Regions from separate parts of the Homo sapiens genome. Here region 1 is linked to region 2. Evidence: chromatin loops called from intact Hi-C (ENCODE). Cell type or tissue: natural killer cell. All regions are shown on one strand. Each heading gives the region's core, and the rest is flanking DNA. Links, peaks and the distances in the headings are about the cores only. Region 1 overlaps HDAC4 (histone deacetylase 4). Region 2 overlaps HDAC4 (histone deacetylase 4).

Region 1 (12,397 bases), core at 2,407-10,406, 120 kb before region 2:
TGAACACTTTCTGTTGTGCAAACATGTCCGCTGCCTCCCCTCTATCCAGGCCATGCCCAAGCAGCTCCTTTATCCTGGTGCTGTGATTTCAGGAGTGGTGGGGTGAGGGGTGTACCCTGGTGGTGGTTGGGAATGGGTGGTCCTCTGGATGGGGATGTACCCTCAAGAGGGGCGGGTGAGCCTTCAGGATGGGGGTCTGCTCGGTCTTGTCCTTCTGCGTGTCCACCACTAGATGGGGCCAACCGTGACACGTCACTAGGGCCAAGCTGAAGCAACTTCACTCCTTGCTTCCCTCCCTGCTCAGTTGATGGGTGCTCTGGCGTGGGAAGACGTTAAAATGCCCCGGTGGTTCAGACACTGCTCAGGGGCAGCGGAACAGGGCAGAGCATGCGATTCACCACTACTAGGGTGGGACTGGTTAAGACCCACCTTCAGAGGAGCCTCAACTCAAGCTCCTGACTGCATCTCCCGCAGTGCCAAGCTGGGGCACCCTTGTGCACCTCAGCCCACCTAGAACCAGCTCTGAGTCACTAATGCCAGGAGCAGGGCCCGGCTTAGACATGCCGGAGTCATCAAACCTGGTCCCCTGGGCCTGGCACTTCCAGCGCCATGGGAACAGGACCACACTGGGGGTTGACAGCGTGAGGCAGACACGTGGGTTTTCAGAAGCTCCTGAGAGAAATCGCCTATGGCAGGAAGGCCTGGCAGAGAGGGCAGCGGGGCGGGTGTACCTGCTCAGCCGACATACCTGTGACATCCAACGGACGCTTTTTTAGAGCAGTGACCACTGGCCCGTCTTTCCTGCGTAACAGGGGGCTGCTCCGTCTTTCGGCCACTTTCTGCTTTAGCCTGGACCGTAATTTCAGATTCGGTTCAGAAGCTGCACAAAAAGGAGATGTCATTACAGCCAGGCAGACACCACTGGCTCAAGGTTATCCTGTTGGTGGTTTTTTAAAAATACGCACTCTGGTGAGTAAATATTTGCTCAACACTGCTGTGTTGCTGCAGGGGAGAGCGCAGGGAGCTCACGAAGCAGGGGATTCTAAATCCCATTCATCAGTCCCAAATAATGAATAAAACGAATCTGGTGCTTTGGATAAATTTCTGTGGCCACAGCATTATGCAAGCGCTGGCACTGTCTTCACAGAATCAGGCCACCACTGTTTACCAGGAGATGGAAACAGGACTGACAAGCTGATTTACTGGGCGTGGCAGGAGGCTGCTGAGGTGTGAAGTCACTTAATGGCGATGTCTCGTAACTAATGCTCTTCTAGATAATACACCCCTATCTTCATAGCTGTGTTGCTCTAAAATCAGAGAAAGACTGACAGGGATGTGAGGCTGGGCCCAGGGATGTGAGGATGGTGTCCACGTTGCACACTTTCTTGCTCGCCCATGCATCGCCCCAGCTGTGTCAGTCAGTGAGGCCTCCAGAGCGTGAGGCTGCTATCCCCACCCCGACCTGGGGAGGCTCAGCAGAGCCCATCCCAACATCTGCGCCGGCTTCACCTTTCATCTGACCACAGGGTGAAGGTACTGGGCGTGGGTCGGTTTCTGTGAACAGCTCTGCCTGTGTGGACAGAGCCATTTGCGAATCTACACCTTTCAGCCCACCGTGGTCCCCAACTCATCTGCATCTGGAACCCAAACCTCCGGCGCGAGGCCCGCCTTGGGAAGCACTAGGGATCTAAAGGCAGCGACCGGAGTCAAAGAAATCCCCAAACCCACCCGGGAGAGGTTATCGGCTTTCAGAGTCCAGAACAGAGCCAAGAATACCGCCACGGAGACGTGTGTCACACAAGCCTTTGAGTTCTGAGGTTTTACTTGGCTACTTTCAAGATTCTACCACTTGGAGATTTGCACATTAGGGAGATTTTACCTCTTCTTAAAGAATCAGCACTCCTGCTGTTCTTAATCTTTCTGGAACAGGCAGTGCACCGCCTCCAGAGCAACAAGGAATGAGACGGAGTTTCTCCTGGAAGCAGGACTGATGTGGCTGGGCGATGGGGACCAACATGACTTCACTCTTTGGGACGTGCAGACAGCCCAGGACCTTCTCCACTTTGGAAAAGGCTTCGAGTCAGGGACAGTTTTTCTGCAGGTCTTGGAAGGATGTGGGAGAAGCAAGCTCCCTAAAACAGCCTTCCCAGAGAAACCAGAGAGGCGCTGTGAGAAGGTACCAGACTCTAAGCCTCTGCAGGGAGCGAGGCCTCTGTGCTGTGGCACGGGGGACCTGGATGACGACAGATGACGGATTCAGCCACAAGCCGGCCTCTCCACGGGCTACTGACGAGGGCACACTTCTGTGCCTAACACAACCGACCGAGGCAAGCGTAGATTCACAAGCTCCACTTCTATTTCCACGCTGGGTTTCTTGCCATTATTCAAAAGACAAAACAAAACCAAAAAAAACAAGCCAAAAAACCCAACTGATGACTAGGCAAGAAAACAGTACCTCTTCTCTCACCACCAGATCTCCACTGAAACCCACATGGGCTCTGCAGGGATTCCCCGGGCCTGGGACAGGAGCCACTTCTGAGAGGCAGGGGCTGTGTGTGCCCACAGAAGAGCACAGGGTCCCTGGCCCTGTGTGAAAGGTCTTCCTCAGTGGCTGCCCTGCCACATAGAGTGGGACACGTGGCATCGGGAGGCGGGCATGACATGGTCACTCCAGGCTACCATGGACTGGCTGTGGTACTGCAGCCCAGTGCACCGCCTCCCCCAGGCCCTGTGGGGGTCATCACGCTGCCACCAGGTCATCAGTCAGGCGGCAGATCCTCCACAGCCCTGCCGGGCACTCCAGACTCTTTGTGCAAGAGACTCTTGAGGAGAGTCCCATGGTGGCTGCTTCACCCCACCCCTTCCCTCCACTCCCCTCCCCTTCCCTCCTCTCCCCTTCCACAGGCCTCTGCTCCACGCCCCTCCCAAGGCTGCCCTGACCCCCCACAGCCCCACTGCCCCCATCACAGCCCCACTGCCCTGTCTTCCTCACAGCAGCCTTCTCACCATCTGGAATTCTTCTGTCCCCTCACCTGTTTACCCCCTGCCTCCCAGCCTGCACACCTGCCTGGGCTCCCTGATTCTAGCCGACTGCACGTCCCTGGTCGACTCTGCCTGCAGGGTGGCTGCAGCTGACCAGGAGGCTCCAGGACACCATGCCAGCACTGCCAGGGACAGCATGGCATGAGGCTGGGGCCCTCCGCTCGTCCCTGCCCCGTGGGCTATTCAGCACTCTGACTCCCCCGCAGAACCTATCAGACAAGCAGGGTTTTGGATGCGGGGCTCGGGGAGGGGATTGAGCAGCAGCACGTGGACCAGGAGAGAAGGGGGATGCTGGAGACCACCCGGGGCACATGAAGTGGCCTTCCTGGGGAGAACAGAGAAGCCCTAGGGGGCAGAAGGCAGCCGGGGGAGCCGCATACCACGAGGACCGGCTCACTGCCTGCTTTCAGGGTGGCCAGCCTTCCTGCTTCCTGCCCTCCCTCATTACTTCCAGGCCGGGCATCTCATAGATTGACTTAAGACATAGGGACCTACAATATCAGCCCTTCAAATGCATGTGTCTTAAAGCTTGCACAATGCCTGTAACTCCAATAATTCTGCCAAAGGCAGCCAAAGTGGAAGATGCAGGTAAGCCGGCACCTGGTGACTGTGAGGGTCGAGGCTGCACGTGTACTGGCTCAGTGCAGCAGCCCCTTCACCGCCCTCGCGGGCCTTCCACTCATTCCAGGCACGATGTGGCCAGGTGGAGGAACTGCAGAAACTGGATCCCACCCCTAAGAGGGCTGCAGGTACATTGACAGAACCAAAGCATCAGGCCGGAGGCCTCATGGAAGAGTTGCTCCCACCAAGCGTGGGTGAGGGCAGGAAGGATGCCAACTGTACTTCCAAATGCAGTGTCTGCTCCTTAGGGAACAGGGAGCAGGTGGGATTGTTTCTCCTGAAGCCAATCAAGTAAATGACTAATTAAGGCGATACAACATTCCAATCACAACCTTAAAATTCAACGCAGTGCCCAATGCCTAGCAGGTGCCTTCATCCTTCTGCCAGAAGCAATTCTGATGGAGACACAGGCTGGCTCCTCCAACTTAAACATCCTGAGAGTCAGCTGCAGGTGAAGCGGCTCTCAGAGCCGGAACGCTTTAACTCTTAGGGGCCGGGTTTACAGAGGGGACAGGCGTGCACCTGGCACCAGTGTGGAGGGCGGTTTCTTTGTGGGCCTGATGCAATGTCCAGCGGCCAGCGAGGAAAGAACCCATTGATGTAGCATCAGAGAATGCACGCAATATCGCCGTGGGACAGGGCGGGCAGGCAGAACTGCAGAGAGAAGGAGGCACCTGCTTCCAGCTGCTCTGCCCTGAAATCCTAAAGTGACACCAAAGGAAATATTAAAGAGGATAAAGACAAGAGGACAAAAACTAAAGTGCAGAAGGAAGGGGCTGGAGAAAAAGTTGAGAATTGTCAGAAGGGGGAATAAAAGGATAAAAAGATGAAAAATGGGAGTGCAAAGGTCGTACAACAAATTACTGGAAACGCCAGGAGAAGAGAGAATCAGCAGGGTGGAGAAATCATGAGCAGCAATTCCAGGCCTACTTGTCCAGCTGAAGAGGAGCTGGACACGGAGGCCAAGAATCCCCCACCTGCGGGATCCCAAACTGCTTCAGAGCTCTGGGGACAAAGGCTCGGCCTTGAGAACAGTTTTGTACTTGGCAACAGCCACATCGAGGGCAAGACGATGACCTGAAAACCCTGCAGGAAACCCGTCCCAACCAACTGATCATCCAAGAGTGCGACAGAATAAAGTGATTTACCAGCAAATGAGGACTCCAAAAACTCATGCTCCATGCACGACTTCTCCAAGAGCCACTGGAAGACGTGCATGACCAAGATGGCGAGGCCGCAGAAAGGAGGCCACGGAGCCCGGGAGAGGAGGCGGGGGCCAGGCCGGGAGAGCAGACCGTTCACACGCACCGGGCAGTGGGGCCAGAAGCACCAGGCGGCCTGCTGTGCAGAGGAGGGTCTCCTAGGTCTGCTGAAATGTGGGCCTGAATTGATAGCAGGCAGGTGTGAAACTAAGCAAATGAAAAAAATGATCAACTTCCGGAAAAATTTCTACGAGGTGAATGCAGTCCAGGTGGACTCTGGTTCTGCTGTGAACGTGACACACGCTGTAATAACGCAGGCGGGACAGGCAGTCAGGGACGGCCGTTCTCCTATCATGAACATCATGGGGGTCTATGTAAATGTACGTTTATTTACTTCGGTGAAAATAAAAAGATAATTCTGGCCGGGCATGGAGGCTCATGCCTGTAATCCCAGCACTTTGGGAGGCTGAGGCAGGTGGATCACCTGAAGTCAGGAGTTTGAGACCAGCGTGGCCAACATGGTGAAACCCGTCTCTACTAAAAATACAAAAATTAGCCAGGTGTGGTAGTGGCACCTGTAGTCCCAGCTACTCAGGAGGCTGAAGCAGGAGAATCCCCTGAACCCAGGAGGCGGAGGTTGTCTCACTTGGGCGACAGAGCGACGTTCCGTTTCAAAATAAATAAATAAATAAATAAATAAAAAGATAATTCTAAAAGACAAATGACAGACTGGAATCTAACTTCTGTAATACATGAAAACACAGCATTGCAAACAACATATAAACAGTACTTACAAAGGAACAAGCAAAGACGATGCCCCACAGAAGAACAGGTGAACGCACTGCCGCTAAGCAACCTCCATTCAGCACTGATGGAACCGCCTCACGTGCCCTGCGTGGCTCCAGATGCTGGGCACAGGGTGGCTCTGAAGACAGAGCCTGCTCAGGGCAGCCCCGCTGCCCAGCTCCGGGGCACCAGCCACCCTCGACTTTGAAGCACGTTGCTCACGTGCTCCTGGGGAGGGGGCAAGCACACAGCCATGCCCGCCCTTGACTGACGGTGACGGCACTGCTCACTCAAACACCAACAGGCTCGCCATCTTCACCACTGGCCACATTGCCTAGAATGAACTGCAACACCATCCCGCCTGCTCGTGGAGGGGGTGGGGAAAATGGACTCTCAGGCTGCTGGGGAGGGGGTATCATTTGCTCAATGTTTTGGAATATACATACTCTGAACCAGCAGCTCCATTTTCAGGAACCTTTCCTACAGAAATACTAACACAGTGAGGAAAGGTGCTCAAAGTTGCTGGCAAAATGGTAACCAGAAAACAGTCCAACTTATATCTATGTCTTAGACTACTTGAGAGAAAGGCGTTGAGCTTCATACGTAAAAATGGAATAATGGCCACCATATAATATTAATTAAAAATAAAGGTAGAGGAGAAAACGCAAAATGGGTATTTTTGTTAACAAGACAACTCAGATACATACAGAAACACAGGTACACACACAGACACACAGATACACACACAGAAACACAGATACACAGACATACAGATACACACACAGAAACATAGATACACACACAGGTACATACACAGATATACACACAGATACACAGAAACACAGATACAGAAACAGATACACAGAAACAGACACACACACAGAAACACAGATACACAAACACAGAAACGCACACAGATATACAGAAACACAGATACACACCCCACACACAGAAACACAGACACACACACAGATACATAGAAACACAGATACACACACAGGTACACACACAGATATACACACAGGTACATAAACACAGATACAGCAGCAGGAAGTCTCACCACGCTGCACCTCCTCAAGTATATACCACACCTTCACATACAGCAGCAGGAAGTCTCACCGCGCTGCACCTCCTGAAGTATGTACCACACCTTCACATACAGCAGCAGGAAGTCTCACCACACTGCACCTCCTGAAGTATGTACCACACCTTCACATACAGCAGCAGGAAGTCTCACCACGCTGCACCTCCTGAAGTATGTACCACACCTTCACATACAGCAGCAGGAAGTCTCACTACGCTGCACCTCCTGAAGTATATACCGCACCTCCTGAAGTATATACCACACCTTCACATACAGCAGCAGGAAGTCTCACCATGCTGCACCTCCGTATGTACCACACCTTCACATACAGCAGCAGGAAGTCTCACCACACTGCACCTCCTGAAGTATGTACTACATTACACCTTTACATACAGCAGCAGGAAGTGTGGGCACTGCCCATTTCTTCCTGGTCCCACCCCTCTCCAGCAGTTTCTGCAAACTGCATTAGAACAAGGGACAGCAAGCAATGGTCAGAGGCAAACAGAGAGCCCCTTCCCAAACTCAGGGATGAATGTGAGGGTGGAAAACACACTCTGTCCTATTTCACAGTACCCTGAGCCTACTCTACACACAGATAAGAACAAACACTTGTAACTTTATTCAGGTCACTAGTACACAGGGCGAAAGCCATGAGCCTATTGATGAGCTGTGGGACTTGACTAATGAAAGAACCATGAAGCCATGAAGTGGATGCCCACCGCCCCACCTTGCAGACCTGCGGACACAACGGGAGGTCATCTAGTCTGCCCAGGATATGGTGTCGTGGGCGCCAGCCTGGCCACAGGCCCTGTGCTCTTCCTCACCAAGCGGGACAGCTTCCCCCCAAAATGGAGGAAAACCCACCCTATCTGCACATCTAAGCAATGGATGGATGTTTCCCATGGGCAGCCGTGACCTTGAGTGACTGGTTTCAGAAGGCCCCAGGTGAGGAGGGCAGAGCTAGATGAACACTTTTCAAGCCTGACCATGGAGGCAAGTGCAGAGGGAGCCCAGGACCTTTGACTGACTGCCCAGATCCATGATCCATACAGGGGCCAACAGAATTCGGTCCCTAGGACCAGCCCAGCCTCCTCCCAATTCACACCCAACTGTGGGGACCAAGCCCTACCAGGCAGGCTAGAGAATGCCGGAACAAGGCTGAAGTTACCAACTTCTCACCAAACGTGAGCTCTGGGATTTTGCTTCCTTAAAAGAGCCAGGACAATCCATGGCAGTGCCACAGCCCAGGCCAGCAGCCGGGCCCCAACACATGCTGGGGAGAGTGTTTGCTGCTAGGACCATGTGCCCAGGGACACATGAGGATGCTGGACAAGGAGTGCTGTGGAGTGCACGGTTTTCAGTGCTCAGGCCCAAGAAGCTGCTGACAAATGGGAACGAACTGTGCTGGCTGGACAACAGTTAGTTAGTTGTTTTGGCCTCCTTTCATCTATCAGCAGTCACATGAGGGGAAAATTTAAGAGTCATTATAAAAAATACACGGTGACTAATATCTTTAAGAAGATCACGATGAAGATGTTACTGGGGAAAACTAAGATCCCTCAACATCATCAAAATGACAAAACGTTGCTTGCTTTTAAAAGTGGAAAAGCCTCCATTCCTCAGCGTGAACATGGACTCAAAGGCTCTGTTTAAATGCAGTTTCTGGTGAAGCCATCTGACACCCACACAGTGCAGGAAAGATCCAGCGTCCTATGTCCATGACAGTGATCCACACAGTTCTGTCTCTTCTGACTATATTTAAAAATACACATTTGGCGGCTTCACAAGTCTGCAGAAACCCAAAGTCAGGGTGACACTTGAGGCTGCACAGACATGGGAAGGGACCAGGCACCTCACCCTGGGCCGAAATCTGGCGGGAGGTGAAGACCTCTGAAGTGGAGACACCCCTGCTGCCAATCTCCCAGGAAAGGGGCGGGGCCTCTGGCAGGAAGAGCTGGACCTGAGGCCCTGGGTAGAGGTCTCTGACTCTCAAGCCCAGCGGTGGAGGCTCCTCCTGGGAGATGGCACTCAGGTGAAGGCAAGCCAGGAGCGAGGAGATGAGCCCTGAAAAGCCAACAGAGCAAGATGGGCCCTTCTGGCCAGATTTTGGGTATAAATCTTGGTGTTCCCATCCTTGTGGTCCTTCTCTAAGTGGAGGTGAGTGGCTCCTGCTGGTTTCTACCTGAACTGTAGGCATGGAGGCAAGGAGGTGGGGGGATGCTGGGTCTGGCAGTTACCAGTCATTGGATGGAGAAAAAAATCAAAAACACCCTAACAGCGTAGAGAAACAAGAGCAGAAAACACCTCGATCTGGTCCTACTCGAAGGACTTTGCAAATATTAATTAATTCACATCTCATGATAGCTCCAGGAGAGAAGCAATTTAAAGGTACATTTCACAGATGACGAAACTGAGGCACAGAGAGGTTCAAGAGCTTCCCCAGGTCCCAAGGTGGCGGGTGAAGGAGCTGGGTAGAAACTCAGGCACCTGGTCCTGCCCACAGGTGCAGGCGATGTGAATGCCCAGAATATGCCCAAGCTCCGAATAGGAGTCACTGCATTGCTTTCACCAGGGAGGTCAGACGTTTGAGCTGGTACAGGCGTTACCTGTCAGCAGAGCCAGCAAAGGACATGCAAAAAATGCATGGGGTGACGACAAAATTCACAAGACAGTGACAAAGCTTTTCACATGTTCACAGGTCATACAATTGCCCTTTAGAGATGCAGAAATGGGCAAACTGTGTGCCGGGTCAGGATAAGTTAATGTAAAATCAAAATCATATAATTATTTAAGTCTACATCACAATTATTAAAGACTATTTCAGTTCATTCAAGGAACTTCATAACTAAAATTTAATGACGTGTTTCATATTACCAATTACTGCAGAAAAGCACAGATATAACTTACTTAGAATGAGCGATGTCATGTGTTTGAAAGTAGATGTCAAGGGTGATACAGGGTGTGTAACTACACACTATTCTCTTAAGTGGTTTAAACGTTTTCTCGGAAATCTTTATGTTATTATTATTAATGTGGTAGTGATGACTTTTTAAAAAACTGATAATGCAATCAAATCTTAATTAAGTTCTTCTGGAGCACTATGTATTCTAAATAACATTTCCCGGAGTGTGAAAACAGAATTCTCTCTTCCGTTCTCAAGAAAGCAGGGAGTTGGAGGGTGGTGCTATCACAAGGTTAGAAGCACAGTAGAAGGTGTTGGAGACTTTGCTTCCAATCATCCCCAGAGAAACACAAGGCAGCATGGGAAGCCAACAGCCACGGAATCTACGAGAGATGGCGCGGGCCCTGCCTATGGGAGAAAGGCCTCTGATGGTGAACAGCAGGGCAGGGCCGTGACAGTGTGCCGTCTCCCATGCTGATAGCCTTCCTTGCTATGAAGTACTCAAGCTGGTTCTGTTTCTTAGAACAGGAGGCTGATCCCCAGGTAGTGCTGACATTTGGGATGGGGGAGGAGCCAGTGCAAATAGCTCCTAGGGCTCCCCCATCCCTGCTGTTCTGTTGCGAGTTGGGGTGTGGAGCTGCTGAGGAACTGCTCTGGGGCCTGATGGGATGGGTGGTGTGTGCTGTCCTTTCCTGGGGCCCTTGGTGGAAAGGCTCCAAATGGGGAGTTTCTGGGAAGGCACGTCCCCACATGAGGCCGACTTGCTGGGCTTGGTGCTCTCGCTGGAAGCTCCCTCCTGGGTCCATGGCTCTGGAGTCTGAGTGCCACAGCCATCACTCCCAGGACAAGAGGAGACTCTGGGGATGGGTGCATGCCACAGCCGTGAGGATGTGGGTGTGGGCAGACCCACTGTGCTGATGAGGAAATGGAGGCCAGGGGAACGGAAGGCATTTGTTTCAGGGCACACAGAGCTATTACATGAATGAGCACACATCCAACCCACAGCACTTGATGACAACACCTCCGGGCTCCCACCCTCCACCCTCGGCATCGCTCCAGTTTCTAGGGCAGGGTTCTTCCGGGTAGGCATGTTCCTTGCCTCCCCATTCCCCGGGTCTCTCTCCCAGCATAGGGCCCACCACTCACCGCGGACTTTGGTTTTGTTGATGGAATTTGATTAATAATAGCATCAGTCCCCAGAAAGGGAACCTGGAGGGCGATTTGTAAGAATCAGCCCACAGATTCTCTCCTGATACTACTGGGCACATCTTTCTGGAAAAAATACTGATCTCTAAATCCGTTCTTTCTGTCAAGCTTTAGGGCGCTCTCCAGGTGAAATCCAGGACCATTCTCAGTAGAAGCATCAGTAAGAACCACAGGCTCACACCCATGAAACAAAGCAGCAGAAGCTCTAGGTTCACTTTTCCCAATAAAGGTTTATGGCCCAAATGGAAATGCGCCCATGTTTGCAGGGTTCTTGACTTGGAGAGGACATGGCCGTGCTGATATGGCCCACTCCAGCAGGGTCTCCACCAGCCCGATACGGCCCACTCCTCTGAGGTCACAGCTGGCCTGTTATGACCCACTCCTCCAGGGACTTGGCCGGCCCCATACGACCCACTCCACCTGGGACATGGCCAGCCCGATACGACCCACTCCACCTGGGACGTGGCCAGCCTGATATGACCCACTCCACCTGGGACATGGCTGACCCAATACGGCCCACTGCTCCAGGGACACCACCGCCTCAATAAACCCTAATAGGTGTACTGGGAACATGGCCGGCCTGATATGGTCCACTCCACCTGGGACATGGGCCAGACTGATATGACCCAGTCCACCTGGGACATGGCCAGCCCAATACAGCCCACTCCACCTGGGACACCACCGCCTCAACACACCCTAATAGAGCCCACTCCATTGGGAACAGGGCTGGCCTGATATGGCCCACTCCACCTGGGACATGGCCCACTCCACCTGGGACATGGCCGACCTGATATAGCTCACACCTCTAGGGTCACAGCTGGACCAATACAGCCCACGGCTCCAGGGATGTGGCTGGCTGATATGGCCTACTCCTCTAGGGTCACAGCTGGCCTGATATGACCCTCTGCTCCAGGGATGTGGCTGGCCTGACACGGCTCCCAGCAGCCCCTCACAAAGCCTCATTGTTCCAGTGAAGAAGCCCTTGTGTGACTGAGTACGTTCACTGTTTCCGCCCAGAACTGGCCAAAACCTTTGGATAACAGAGAATTTGTTTAGCAAAAAAAAGCGGTGCCCCTAGGCTCTCATCTCCAAGAGCCGCCCCCTAGGGAGGACGCCTTGGGATTTCCCACACTGTCTTGCAGTTTGTAGGATCCACTGGCCACATCTGGGATGAGGCACTGCCCGCCCTCAGCACCTGCTCCAGCTCCTGCCCTCACCAATTCTCTGGGCAGAGCCTCTGGAAGGCACTCCCTGGCCCCTGCCCTTCTTGCTACCCCAGCGCACTGCCCACAGCCACCCTAATCATTATCTAAAGCCACTGCCGTGGCCCCTGAGAAAGTCACAGAGGGTCCGTCCTGACTTGCCAGACACTGCTGCAGCCGCCTCTCCCTGCTTCTAAGATGGTCCAGGCACCTGCTTGTGCCTAAATGCCCTTCTCCCTTGGCTTAGGACAGAACTGTGGCACATAACTCTGAGCCCAGCTGGGATATCCCCTGCAGGACATAGCGAATTTCTTTCTCATAAAGATTTCCCTCCCACTCTGGGGACCTGGAA
Region 2 (12,397 bases), core at 2,381-10,380:
CCTAAGAGGGCCTGGTGAGATGGTGGCCCAGGCCCACGGGGAGGAAGGGGCAGCAGTGGGCTGGTCCACTCTTAGAAGGCGAGGTTTCCAACTCAAACCACCCCAGAACCTTCCCTCGCTCCTTAACAGTGGCAGGAGCCCGGCAGGGACACCCCCCACCCGGCCCAGCCAGGAGGTTCTGCTGCCAGCCTGCCCAGGGCAACTGAGAGTCTCGAAAAGCCTATGTCGGAGGGTCCTCGGGTTGCCTGGCGCCATGAAAGCACTGCCTTCGTGAGCCCCCGGCCCCTACAGGTTGGCCTCTTCCCTGAAGGCCCCAGACACAGAGGCCCTAGGTGGGAATCCAGCAGGGTGGCATCTGCCCCCTTGTCGCTCCAAGGGAAAGCCCTGAGGGACCCTCCCAACCACGCCAGCGCCGCCTGCAGTGACGCCGGGCCACGCTCACCCCAAGGCCCAAGAAGGAGCCACGGTCCACTGAGACCCACGACAAGGTATCCACGTGGCTTTTTATAAGCTAGTATTTCCTCCTGTGGTGTCTCCTTGGGGGAATCCTAAATTTCTGTGATGTGAGATAAAATTTTAGTGGGATTACAGAAACCTTGGCTTAGTATCAGAGACCACAATAACACACTTTAGAAACAGAGTAGCAATTTGGTTCTCTGCGGAATCGTAAGTGGAAGGGATGTATTTTCCTTGAGATTTTAAAAATAATTAGGAGGAAGAGATAAAAGAGAAGCTTTTGTGAAAGCAGAGATAGAAATTTAATTAGAAACAGACGAGGATCTTCTCAAATCACCCTTGCCTTGTTTGCCCAGGTCCGAGATGAGGTAATGCCATTAGCAGGCAAGACTGATCTCTACTCTGAGGGGGCCAGAGCCTGGCTCTGACACTCTTGGCCAAATGTCCCCATCCTCAGCCTGGCTCCATTTTCTGGGCAAGAGTGTGGGACCAACGAGACCTGGGCTAGTGCAGGGGTGGGCAGGCACCACAAGCGGGACACCCCCAAGGGTGCACACGGCTGAAGGCGCAACGGGCACAGGGCATTCTGTGGGCCACGCTCGCAGCCCAAGAACACAGACGAGGAGGCCTGTGCTCAGGCACTAAGGACACGGAGGGACTGTTCTGGGATCCACCCAGCAGCTCTTGGAAAAGCTGGTGCCCTGGTGAGCAGGAGAGCGTGAGGCTCTAAGGAGTGGATCCCTCACTGGAAGGTCACGGCACCACTGAGACAGCCTGGAAGCTTCTGTGCTTCACGAAAGATCTACGCGTGAAGCCCCCGGGAAGCCAAGCCCCAGGAAGGGCCCATTATGCCGATGAAGACACGAGAGAATGAAGGATGTGGACACTGCCCCAAACACTCGGGACCAAGAGAAGATCCCAGAACCTGCTGCGGCGGTGACACAGGCACATACACACCACTGCAATTACTGCTAGAAAATATGAAAAACACTACCCTCCTTCATGTCTGCTGTGTCGGTGCCCTAGCCTCTGCCCCAGAGGTCAGAATGGCTCCAAGGGCACGGGGCCACTGTGCAACTGCACATCAGCCATCCCGAAGCCCGCCCTGAGGACCCCCGCCCAGCCCAGCCCCCTACACATCAGCTGTCTCGAAGCCCACCCTGAGGACCCCCGCCCATCCCAGCCCCTTGCACATCAGCCGCCCCGAAGCCCGCCCAGTCCCCTGCCTGGAGATCACCCCTTCTCTTCACAACAGGCAGCAGGTGAACAGCTTCCCCCTCGGAGCTGCCCCATGGGCCTCACTGCACAGGTGTGGAGGCGTCCACGTCTACACCACCAGGAACCCCCAGGCAGGGCAGCTCTTGGCACTGATGCCCAACGGGTATTGCTAGGCCCGCACGGAGCTGCTGTCAAGGACAGGGGCAAGGGCAGGGAAGTGAGGCTCTACACACAGCAGCATCTTCATGCCTTGCCTGAGAGTATGTTCTAGAAGGACACGGGAGAGAAGAATAAACAGGGTCAGGACAGTCAGGAAAGGCCTCCAAGTTGGAGGTGTTAACCACATCTGAAGGGGTTCCTGAGAGACACGGGGGCACCGACGGGGGGACAGAGCCCAGTGCTGCTGTCCTGGGCATGCAGAGCAAGCCGCCTGCCTGGCCCCAGCTGTCCGACTCGGCTGAGCCTCGCCTCCTGCTGCTCGATCTAAGCTGGCTGCCCAGTGACGCCACTCTGCCCCTTCTCTGCAGAGGGGAAGCTCCGTGAAGGCAGAGCCCTGTCTGGCCACTGCTCCCCTCAGTCTGAAAGGAAGGGTACGTGGGCACCTCTGAGAGCCAGTGGCTTACTCAGGGCACACAGGACCTTTGGGGTGGGGGCCATCCTCGAGCGGGGGCTCAATGACTGAAAACAAAAGGGGGAAGACACAGCCCTGGAAAGGAGGGGGCTGACTTTCCCAGGCCAGGCGGGGAGCTCGTGGGGAGACGGGCTCTGGCCTCAGCCTAAGGTCACACCCCAAAGGCCATCCCAGACACCGGAGTTCCTGCCGCTCGGGGACTCCCAGCAGGCACAGGCTTCACCTCTTTCTGCTCGGGCCGCCCCAGCCTCCACTGCGGAGGAGCAGATGCGCCTGCCAGGTTCCATTCAGCTTCGGTTTGCAAATGGAAGCACAGGCATTTCCAAATGCAGCTCACATTTGTGAGTGTGGCAAAAGAGCGAAAGACCGTGGGGGCAGGAAACTGGATTTTGTTTGGTTGGTTTCTAAATGTCTGTTAAGAATGTGCTAATGTAAGACTACACATGAAGGTCGCTGGGCAGATGCAGCGGTTTATCTTGGAAAAAGAAGTGTGGCTGCCCACGGCTCTGACAGGACAGCCAACCACATGCGACCAGAGGGAGATGGCTTGGGTGAGCCGAGGCCCTCCTGATCCTAAGTGGCCAACAGGGTGCTTTGAGTGATGCTCCCTAGGGCTCGCAGCCTGAACCTGCAGAGGTTGAGGAAGCTGATGCAACAGTCGAAGAATAGATCAGCCTTCCTGGGTAGAAGCCAAGGTCTCTAGAAGCCCCGTCCTGTCTGCAGCATTTCTTGGGGGGAGGCTCTTCTGAAAGCCATGCCTTGCGGCAGGTCCCAGGGTGTAAACACTGTGCAGGGGGGACACCTGGCCCACTGCTGCCCCGTCGGAGGGTCCTGCCCCTTCCTTCCTACTCGGTGTTCCGGGGACCTGAAGGCCCCCATATGCTGCTGGAGGTGTGGCAATGGGCTTTCTTTTTTCCATGAGCTGGAAGCTGCCTCTCAGAACTGTCCAGCTTCAGAGAACCCTGAAGATGGACTCTCCTGCCCCTCCCCCTGCAGAGCAGGGCAGGCCCAATGCGGGCTGAAGTGGACAGGGGTGCAGAGCCTGACAGGGGCTGGAGAGTGGGGGATGGGGGCCAAAGAGCCAGGGGCCAGCCCTGGGGCTCTCCCACCTCCCTTGAACCACTGTGAACCCGCCCCAGGGGAGGACTTGCTGCTCCAGGTCACCCTTAACCCCCAAGTGACAAGCAGGGCTCCCACATGTGTGCCAACCCCAGGATGGGTCCAGCACACTCAGGAAAAATCACAGCCTCTGACAGTACTCCAGAGGCATCACAGATGAAGTCATAAAACCCTCCCCTTCAAACGTGTGACTTCTCAGCAAACACCGCCACAGACTTTCGTATCAGGAAGTCAATCTTAGCCCAGCAATGGGTGTGGTTTCAAAATAAATCACTCCTCCAGAGAAGCCAAGGCCTCCCACTCAGAAACAGCACTTCCAAAATCAAAGAAAAACCCCACTGTTAGTGGCCTCCCAGCACCACCCCTCTGTGCTTTCTGGGCACTGCATGTGGGACAGGTGAAGAGCCCTCCTGGGGGGAGGTGCGGTGGGGCGGGAACCCAGGCCCTCCCTTTGCCCCTGACTCTCCTGCTCCGCAGAGCCTTGAGGCACAAAGGACAGAGCAGGAACACGAGGTGATGCCAATGCTCACCAGGCCACAGCGCCGGCACCAACACAGGCACCCCACAAAGACACAGCCACCAGGCTGGGTGCAGGCTCAAGGTCAGCCAGCTCTGCAGGATCCCAAACAACAGTGTCAGAGACACCAGGCTTCTTGGAACTTCCAAACACCATTTTAAGGTTATGCATGAGCTCAAGCATTCTGCTAGGTCCTGGGGGTGAATGGGAATGCGGGAACCATGCCATGGGCTGGCTGGTGCTGAGTGGGCAGTGCCCCGATCAGGCTGGAGTACTGACCTCCTGGGCCTGGTGGGATGAGGTGAGGCCAAAGCGAGCTGCCTGTCCATCCTCATACACCAACCGTATGGCAGGAGCGTGGCCTGCCTTGCCCAGCTCCCCCTCTAAGGACAGGGAGGGGGACACAGAGCCCCTAAGCCTGCGCAGAGGCTGCTGTGGCATCCAGAGGGGCTGCCAGCCAGTGAAGGCTGCTGAGACCAGAGGTGAACCATAAGGCCAAGGGGCCAGGCCAGCCGGAGCCCACCACACTGCCATAGCCCCTCGCCGGCATCCCAGCACAGTGCCCGAGGCAGGGAGCCCACACTCCAGGCAGGCCTACTTCCTGTAGCAGAGCCGCTAGGTGGGAAACGTGCCCCTGATTCTCCATAGGCCGGGACCCTGGTCCCAGGAGCCCACACTGAGATTCTGACTGTCCTCAATGCCCTGCACTGCAAGCCACTGGCTTGGCCTGCCCAGCCCTCCATGACCTCCGCACAGCCATCCTGCCTGCAGCACAGATTCACAGCCCACCTGCCCAGGGGGGCCTGGCCCTGTGCTGGCCATGCTACCCCCACCTATTCCAGAGGTGCCTCCGGGGCTGCTGAGGACAAATGAGGCTAACAATTACATACCAGCTGTCCCGAGGCAAGAGTCCACGATTTCATGACACACACCTTTGCTCCCTCTGGGAAATTATAAGCCACTGGCCAAGAAATCATCATGGCTTCCACACACCCAAAGGCAAGCGCTGCAGCTCACAGCTCACATCCCACCCTCTCTCCCTCTGTCTCCACATTCTACATCTGCCTCTTGGGACCCTCCCAATGTCACCATTTCCAGGTAGCCCAAAGGGGACTGTGAGCTTGTAAAGTGGAAGAGGCTCTTCCTTCACTTAGCCAGCACTGACGGTGTCTACAAGGCACCCGCTTGGCCTCTATAGCTCCTGGGACTCCTGCTCCACCCCACACCCAGGTGCTGTGGCCTTCCCCAGGGGACACCAGGTCATTAGTTTCGTCTCCCCCAGCCCTAACCACTGGAGGTCCCCTAAGCCACAGGGGACAAGGCAGGGCTACTGGTAATCTCTCAGGACACCACCCTGGGCATCCTGGGCACAGTGGCTGTGCACAGCTGGTGCTCACAGCTGTGCAGAGGGAGAGTAAGTGCCCACATGGTCTCCGCGGCAGCTGTACACTGCATGGGGGGTGCCGCTTGACCACCTAGCACTCCTGTGGCACTGGACACATTACTTGACCTCTGATGTTGCCATCTATGACCTGGGAGATGGTGGGACCTACCACCGTCCAGGATCTAGGGCAGTGCCCGGCCCACAGAAAGTTCCCATCCACTGCACCTATAATTACACTTCGTAAACACTAATCCGTGACCATGGACACGCATACCACACCCGTCCATATCACACCAGACAGACGGCCTCTGATACAGACCCTCCCGAGGAAGCCGATGGAGTCTGAAGAGCACCAGTGGCCAACAGTTCCCAGCGGAGCACCAGGGCCCATGGCACCACTCAGCAGTTGCCCAGGGTCCCCAGATACAACGGTGGACAGCAAGGACTCCCCAAACCCTTGAGGACGTGCTGAAGGCAGCAAAAATCTACAACTGTTCCCGGAAGGGCTTGGCACAGCTATAGAGAGTTGTACACACAAGAAACTAGCCACAAACCGGAAACGTTAAACCACAGCTCCGTGACACTTCCTCACCAGGAGGCGGAGCCCTGAGCCAAGGCAGACCTGGAGGGCTCCACAGAAGAGGCCTGTGCCAGGGGCCCTGCGCCCTTCTACACGGCAATGGGGACTCAAATCACAGGGACGAGGCCCCTCACGAAGAGCTCTGCCCTGGGGCAGGTCCTCTGCATCCCCTCGCAGGCTTCTCCCTCCGTCAAGGACAGAGACTGCTCCAGCCAGCTGGTTAGTTTCCACCCAAAGCCAGCCGCTTGCCATTGTTCCCAGCTTCTGAGTTCTTACATGGTAATTCTGCACATTCCAAACAGTCTTTCAAATACCGTCTCGTCTAAGAATGAGTGCACTTTCCTAAAAAGACAAATATCAAGCACTTAAAACACACACACCAAGCTACAGGCTATACTTGAATTCCAGGCATAAATCTGAATTTCTCTAACTGTTGTCCAAATTAGGTCAAAGAGTTACCAGAATAATCAGAAAATGTTTTGAGAGGGGTTTAAATTCACTTGGTTGTAATTTTTTTTATTTGCTCAATTCATCCCATTCTCGCTGCTGAGCTTTCTCCTTAGGAAGTTGGAATGGGTGCTGGAGGAAGTGAACTTGGTCCTCAGCAAACTGGGAATGCCAACAGCGCTGGCCACTCCCAGACTCGGGCTGGTGGCCAGGACGGTGGCCCTGGCGGGCCAGGCCCCACTGACAGCCCTAGGCAGGCCTGTCCTGGAAGGAGCAGGGCCCATTCCACACTGTGAAGAGTGACCCAAGAGATCAGAGATTAGACTTGGGTCTAGATTTTTCTCAGGATAAAGTGTGATTTTGAAAAGACGCTGAGTAAATAAGCCACATGTCAAGGATAAAGATATTCATCATGAAAGTAAACAAATTTCTCTCTGAGTTCTAACTTACCACAAAAAGGAATCAACATACTTCTTCCCTGCTGGCTTTTACCAAGCATTTCCACAGTACAATCGGTTTGGTGCTCATGACCACCTGGAGGGACAGAAGAACCTGCCCTGTGACTAGATGGCCTGCAGGCCAAGGAAGACAGGGTAATCCCAGGTGACCACCCATTTCCTGTCAGGGACACAGCCCCTCAGGAGGGCTGGACAGAGAAAAGGGAACAGGACTCCCCAGGAAACCGCAGAGATCCAGGTGTGAGAACTGAACTTCTCTTAGCCTTTTCATCAGTTGTCAACCAAGAACAGGGTCAGACAGGCAAGCTTTTGTGCAGAAGCCTACCAGGGGACCTTAGGGCACCAGGTGGATGGTGCCAGGCTCCCTACCCCCACAAAATGGAAAGAAACAAAGAAATGGCGACATAGAAGAATGGAATTGAGCTGGCTTTTAAAGAAAGACTAATCGCACTGGCAAGAAATCTCAAGGACCCATCACTTCCATAGCTGAGCTTCCAGCGGCTTGATTCTAGGAGCTACCATTGGAAACGTTCAATTAGAAGACCCTCTTACTGTGCACACTAAGACCTAATTTACCAGCAGATGGAAGCCATCCAAGCACCCCCATCATTCAGACGTACATACATTCATTATCTACATACATTCATACATCTACACAATTCACACACCCACATTCACACACCCACACACATTCACACACCCACACACATTCACACACCCACATACATTCACACATCTACACACATTCACACACCCACACATTCACACACCCACACACATTCACACACCCACACACATTCACACACCCACACACATTCACACACCCACATACATTCACACATCTACATACACGTGCATGCATGCATGCACCTAGCAAATATTGTACATTGTCTGTGTGCCCAAGGAAGGGTGGGGTCTGACTTCCTGGCACTGGCCAGGTAACTCCTGCAGGTGTCACCTCAACACCTTTTAGCTGAGTGCCAAACTCCATTCCAGTCTGCAGGAATTCTCTGCAAGCTCCATTCTTCAGAACCCCAGTTTTCCCCACTGAATGAGAAGCATGAGGCCCTGCTGGCCTCCTGGAGGAGGAGGGTCCTTATTCATGCCCCAGTGGGCTGGCCACTGCGAGCCCGTGCGCTTTCCTAAAAAGACAAATATCAAGTACTGGTCACCTCGTGGCCGGGACTGCCGGGTCACCGTGTGTTCAGAGGCTGAGTTTCTACACAGAAGGTTTCTAAGGGAAGATGACTCAAGTCATTTCAACTTAAAGACACAGCAAATCTTCCAAGTTGCTCGAAAAGGGAAAAAGTACAAACTGTCCACACACAACAGTATAATTACAAGGCCAGCAATGATGGGTTTGGTTCTTACGACCCAAGGCTGGCTCGGATCTCATCCCAGCACTTTGTTAATTGCACATTATCATGTGTCAGGGCTTCATAGACAAGAGCAGCGAGTGGACCTGACTTATCTCCCCGCCCCCCAAAATGATGTCCTTACACAAAACACAACAGGCAACTCTGAGAGAGAGTCAACTGCACGCAGGTGGCCCTTGAGGTCCCAGAGCCTACTCTCTGGATGAGCTCAGGATGTCACCAGCCTTTCAGGAGCCTGATGACTCCCACGGCAGCAGGTAAGGACCCAGAGTCCTGGAGGCTGCCCCATCAGCTCTGTCTCGGGCTGCACTGGAGCAGCTGTGTGGACCCTGTGGCCTGTCCACATCCGTATGTGTAAAAATGAATGGATGACGGAAACAGAAAAGCGCCGTTGGTGACACCTTGGAGAGGGAAATTCTGAGCAAGCCGAAAGAACTCGCTGTGGCCTCAATGGGATGCTCATTAGCTGCCCCCCGATGTATTCAACTGGAAAGGAGAAAGAGCAGAGCTGGCAACATGCAGAAAAACAGGAAATTTCATGGTGAGACACAGTGAAGCAGGCGATAGAGAAAAGGAAGACTTTAAAATGAGATAGAATGAGGCGATAGAGAAAAAGAGGCCTTTAAAAATGAGAATCCAGAATAAGCTGAAATAGTCCGGGGGCTAAAAAACCTAGACATTTATAACCTAATCAGGAATATTATAATGCTTTCAAGTCTCCTCGGAACTGGACCACTCCCTTGTTCCAAACAAAGATGTGCTACTTGCATTCAGCATTTGTATAATTTCTTACATGCACTAACAGGGAACTATCTGACATTTCTGAAATCATTAAACCATCTACTTAATGGAAAGGAGTAAGACGACCTGTTGACGGATACGACAGATGTGAGCGTTACTGTGAGCAGCACGTGCAGACTTAAGTGGCTCTTAGTTCAAACCAAAATATGCACAGACCTCCAAAAAACCCCAGATACAGAGTAAATTATACACTGGTAGGCTAGCTTTTGGCAAGGAAAATACAGTGTCCGTTCCTCATTCAGAAACATGGCAAATATGTGCATTAATATTAAATATATCCTAATTAGTTACAAATCTCTGAAAATACTTACAACTCAAAGGACCGGGTTTATCTGATAGACACACAACCTTCACTTTTCTCATTAATTTGGAGCTGAAGGAAATGCAAGATTCAGAATTTAAAACCAGTAAAAAGGTTGGGGCTTAGTATGTTTTTTGGTGTTTTTTGAGACAGGGTCTTGCTCCGGTTGCCCAGGCTGGAATGCAGTGGTGTGATCACGGCTCACTGCAGCCTCGACTTCCTGGGCTCAGGTGATCCTCCCATCTCACACTCCTGAGTAGCTGGAATCATAGGTGCATGCCACCATGCCTGGCTAATTTTTATACTTTTAGTAGAGTAGGGGTTTGAGAAGGGGTTTTGCCATGTTGCCCAGACTGGTCTTGAACTTCTGAGCTCAAGCAATCCATTCACCTTGGTCTCCCAAAGTGTTGGGATTACAGGTGTGAGCCACTGTGCTCGGTCGGCTTAGTGTGTTTTTTGTTTACACATTCTAAGTTTTCAGTGCTGTTGTGTTTGGAATAATGAGGAATACTCAATTCACATGAAAGCAACAGTTCATCTTGGTGATTGTGTTTAGGACTATGAGAGCCGATTCTGCCGGCATCCTCCCTAGAGCTCTCCATCCCCCGATGTGGATCTCCGGATTATCGGGTAGACACTGTCGTCATCCCCATGTTACAGACACAAAGCCTGGGTGGCTGAGGCCGGCACAGCTGCTGAGTGAGAGTCCAGTTCTGGACCCCGAAGACAGGTTGCCCTTCATCCTTCCAAGACGTGGCCTCTCTCCTCAGGATGTGTGTCCCACATTCAGAGTCCCTGATGGCTCCACGTCCCATAATTAACCTCTCAACAGGGAAGATGTCCACCTGGAAGTTACACAGAGCTTCGAAATTTCCTGGAACTTGTGTTTCGAGTGGGGGAAAAGCCACTACAATGCTGCCATACTCAACAAGACCAATACAAGTCTCAGCAGACATCACAACCTGGCGCCAGATTCCAACAAACTCTGCACAGTAATGACAAAAAAGCACAGTTTCAAAAAAAATCAACAAAGAAACCCAGCTCTCTCTGTGAAACCTTCCATTTACTTGGCCACTTTCCCACGGACATTCAATTAAAAACAACTGTGGGAAAAGCGAATCTAGCCATTAGACACTGCAGAAGCTGGCTGGGCAATAAAATCTGCCTCTCTCCTAACAGCCCAGAGAAGCCTTTTAGCATTTACATTCAACAGAAGCCAAAAGCCAGGAGCCCCAAGAGGGGGCCCACATCATCGTTCCAATCCAATCCGAGTTCAATAAATGTCTCTGATAGGACACCAAAACACAGGCAGCAAAAGAAAAAAATAGCCAAACAGGATACCAGCAAAATAAAAATCTTCTGAGCTTCAAAAGACACCATCCAGAAAGGCAACCTACAGAATGGAAAAGAATATTTGCAAACCATATATCTGATCAAGGAGCTGTATCTAGAATATAAAGGGCCAGACAACTCAAACAATAAAAAGGCAAATAATCTAATTTTAAAATGAGCAAAGGATTTAAACAGACATTTCTCCAAAGATGCACAATGGCCCATGAGCATGTGAAAAGATGACTGTCATCACTAGTTGTTAACCTCAGGAAAATGTAAATCAAAATCACAATAAGATGTCACTTTCTATCCACAAGGATGGCCAGGATCAAAAAGATACAAGACCACCCTGACTGTCAAACCCAGCATCGGAACCTCTCGCAGCCAACCATCTGCACTCACCCCCAATGCACCCCTGCGCTGCTGCTGTGGGTGCCCCAGGCGATGCCCTCTGACTCTGGCAGAGCAGGGCAGGCAACTGTAGGGGACAAGAGCAGCAGAGGGGCTCACCTCTGTACCTCCCTAGACCCTTAGACAGGCATCTACCCTGGCCCTCTCGTCCCAAGCTGTCCCTATATTCCTGCAACGGCTTCTTCCCTCCCTAGCGACCTGGCCAGAGAGTTGCCCACGATGAGCGGCAGAGTCAGAGACCAGACCTGCAGGTCTGAGGGCTGAGCACAGGAAGGATAAATGATACCCCACACAGGGTCTACATCCTCATTCCCGGAACCTAGAAATACACCACCTTAGATGCTCAAACGGACTTTACACATGTGATTAAGGATACTGAGATGAGGGATTATCAGATAAATTCCGGGGACAGGAATTATACAAGGTGACAAGGTGTCTTGTCACAGCAGAGCAAGGAAGCAATCAAAGACTGCAAGGGTTATGTCCAAAAGACTCAAGGGCCAACTCCACAGGGCCTCGTGGATCAAGGAGGACAAGGTGAACATCAATGAGAGTAACAGCAGCAAAGGCCTAAAAGGCATGGAGCACACTTAAACCCACAAGCTCACAATTACACACAAAAACAAACGACAAAACTCACCAGTGACCTTCAGATGATGTAAAGCAACGAGCTCATTCCTCTGAAAGATGGTAAATAAAGAAAGCCTTTCCTGTGTGAGCCGAAGAGCTGATGAGGGCACTTCCTCTCTGCAGAAGTCTTTTACCTGATTCAGGAGTGAGTGTCTTGGATTATCACTCTGCAGCCCCCAGGAAGGAAGGAATGAAGCTAGACAGCCACCTTCAGGACCCGCTCATCACCCAGCAGAACGCCCACGCCCCCATGCCACAGTCTTGCCAACTAGCCCCGGTCCGGCGCAGGCTCCAGCTGCAACCGCCAGGTCACCAGAAAGAGAGGGAGGAGGAACTTGCTCAACACGCCACATGGACACAGGCAGTGAGAGCTCTGCCGTGGCCACACAACAGGACAAGCCAAGCTCCCCAACAAATAGACTGGAGAGCAAGAGGGAGGAAACGGCTGTGTCCATCACAAGTGACAGTGGCCCATTAGAACCCACGAACCTTACTTAACACTTATTTGAACAACAGCCACATACAAAAAGAAAAGAGACTGAAAACTTTTTGAGACAATGGGGATTTTAAATGACTGATTATTTGATGGATTCACGTGTTGATGTGTTAAAGCTGTGACAATGGTATTAGGGTCGCATGTTCGGAAGACACCTGCATGACGGTAGAACTGCTTTGGAACAATACAGTGAGGCAGGCCTGGCCCTGCTCAGCCATCGCTGAAGATGGGGACAGCAGC

Evidence for each region. Hi-C counts contacts between places; a loop is a spot of excess contacts. Peaks named below come from ENCODE experiments on the same cell type or tissue, not always from the same donor. Only the 100,000 strongest peaks of a DNase experiment are listed, where the experiment ranks them.
Region 1: a loop joins it to region 2, with 2.1 times the contacts of the local background. A loop is called at or near these places in 10 of 110 quality-filtered maps.

The regions. Positions count from the first base shown.
Region 1 is chr2:239,143,835-239,156,231 of GRCh38, forward strand. It overlaps HDAC4 (histone deacetylase 4), which reads right to left. Exons shown (of 27, transcript NM_001378414.1): 8 at 749-880. Among named protein-coding and RNA genes, the nearest start is that of HDAC4-AS2, 44 kb to the right of the region's middle. In natural killer cell, for the core only: no CTCF peak of the experiment used is centred there; a DNase peak (open chromatin) is centred at 6,877; H3K27ac peaks cover 1,638 bases.
Region 2 is chr2:239,261,697-239,274,093 of GRCh38, forward strand. All of the region lies in intron 2 of HDAC4 (histone deacetylase 4), which reads right to left. Among named protein-coding and RNA genes, the nearest start is that of MIR4269, 38 kb to the right of the region's middle. RefSeq lists enhancers at 357-856, 2,407-3,074, 3,505-3,604, 5,548-5,597, 11,347-12,124. In natural killer cell, for the core only: a CTCF peak has its summit at 5,938; DNase peaks (open chromatin) are centred at 2,995, 3,655, 5,225 and 5,895; H3K4me3 peaks cover 1,746 bases; H3K27ac peaks cover 3,806 bases.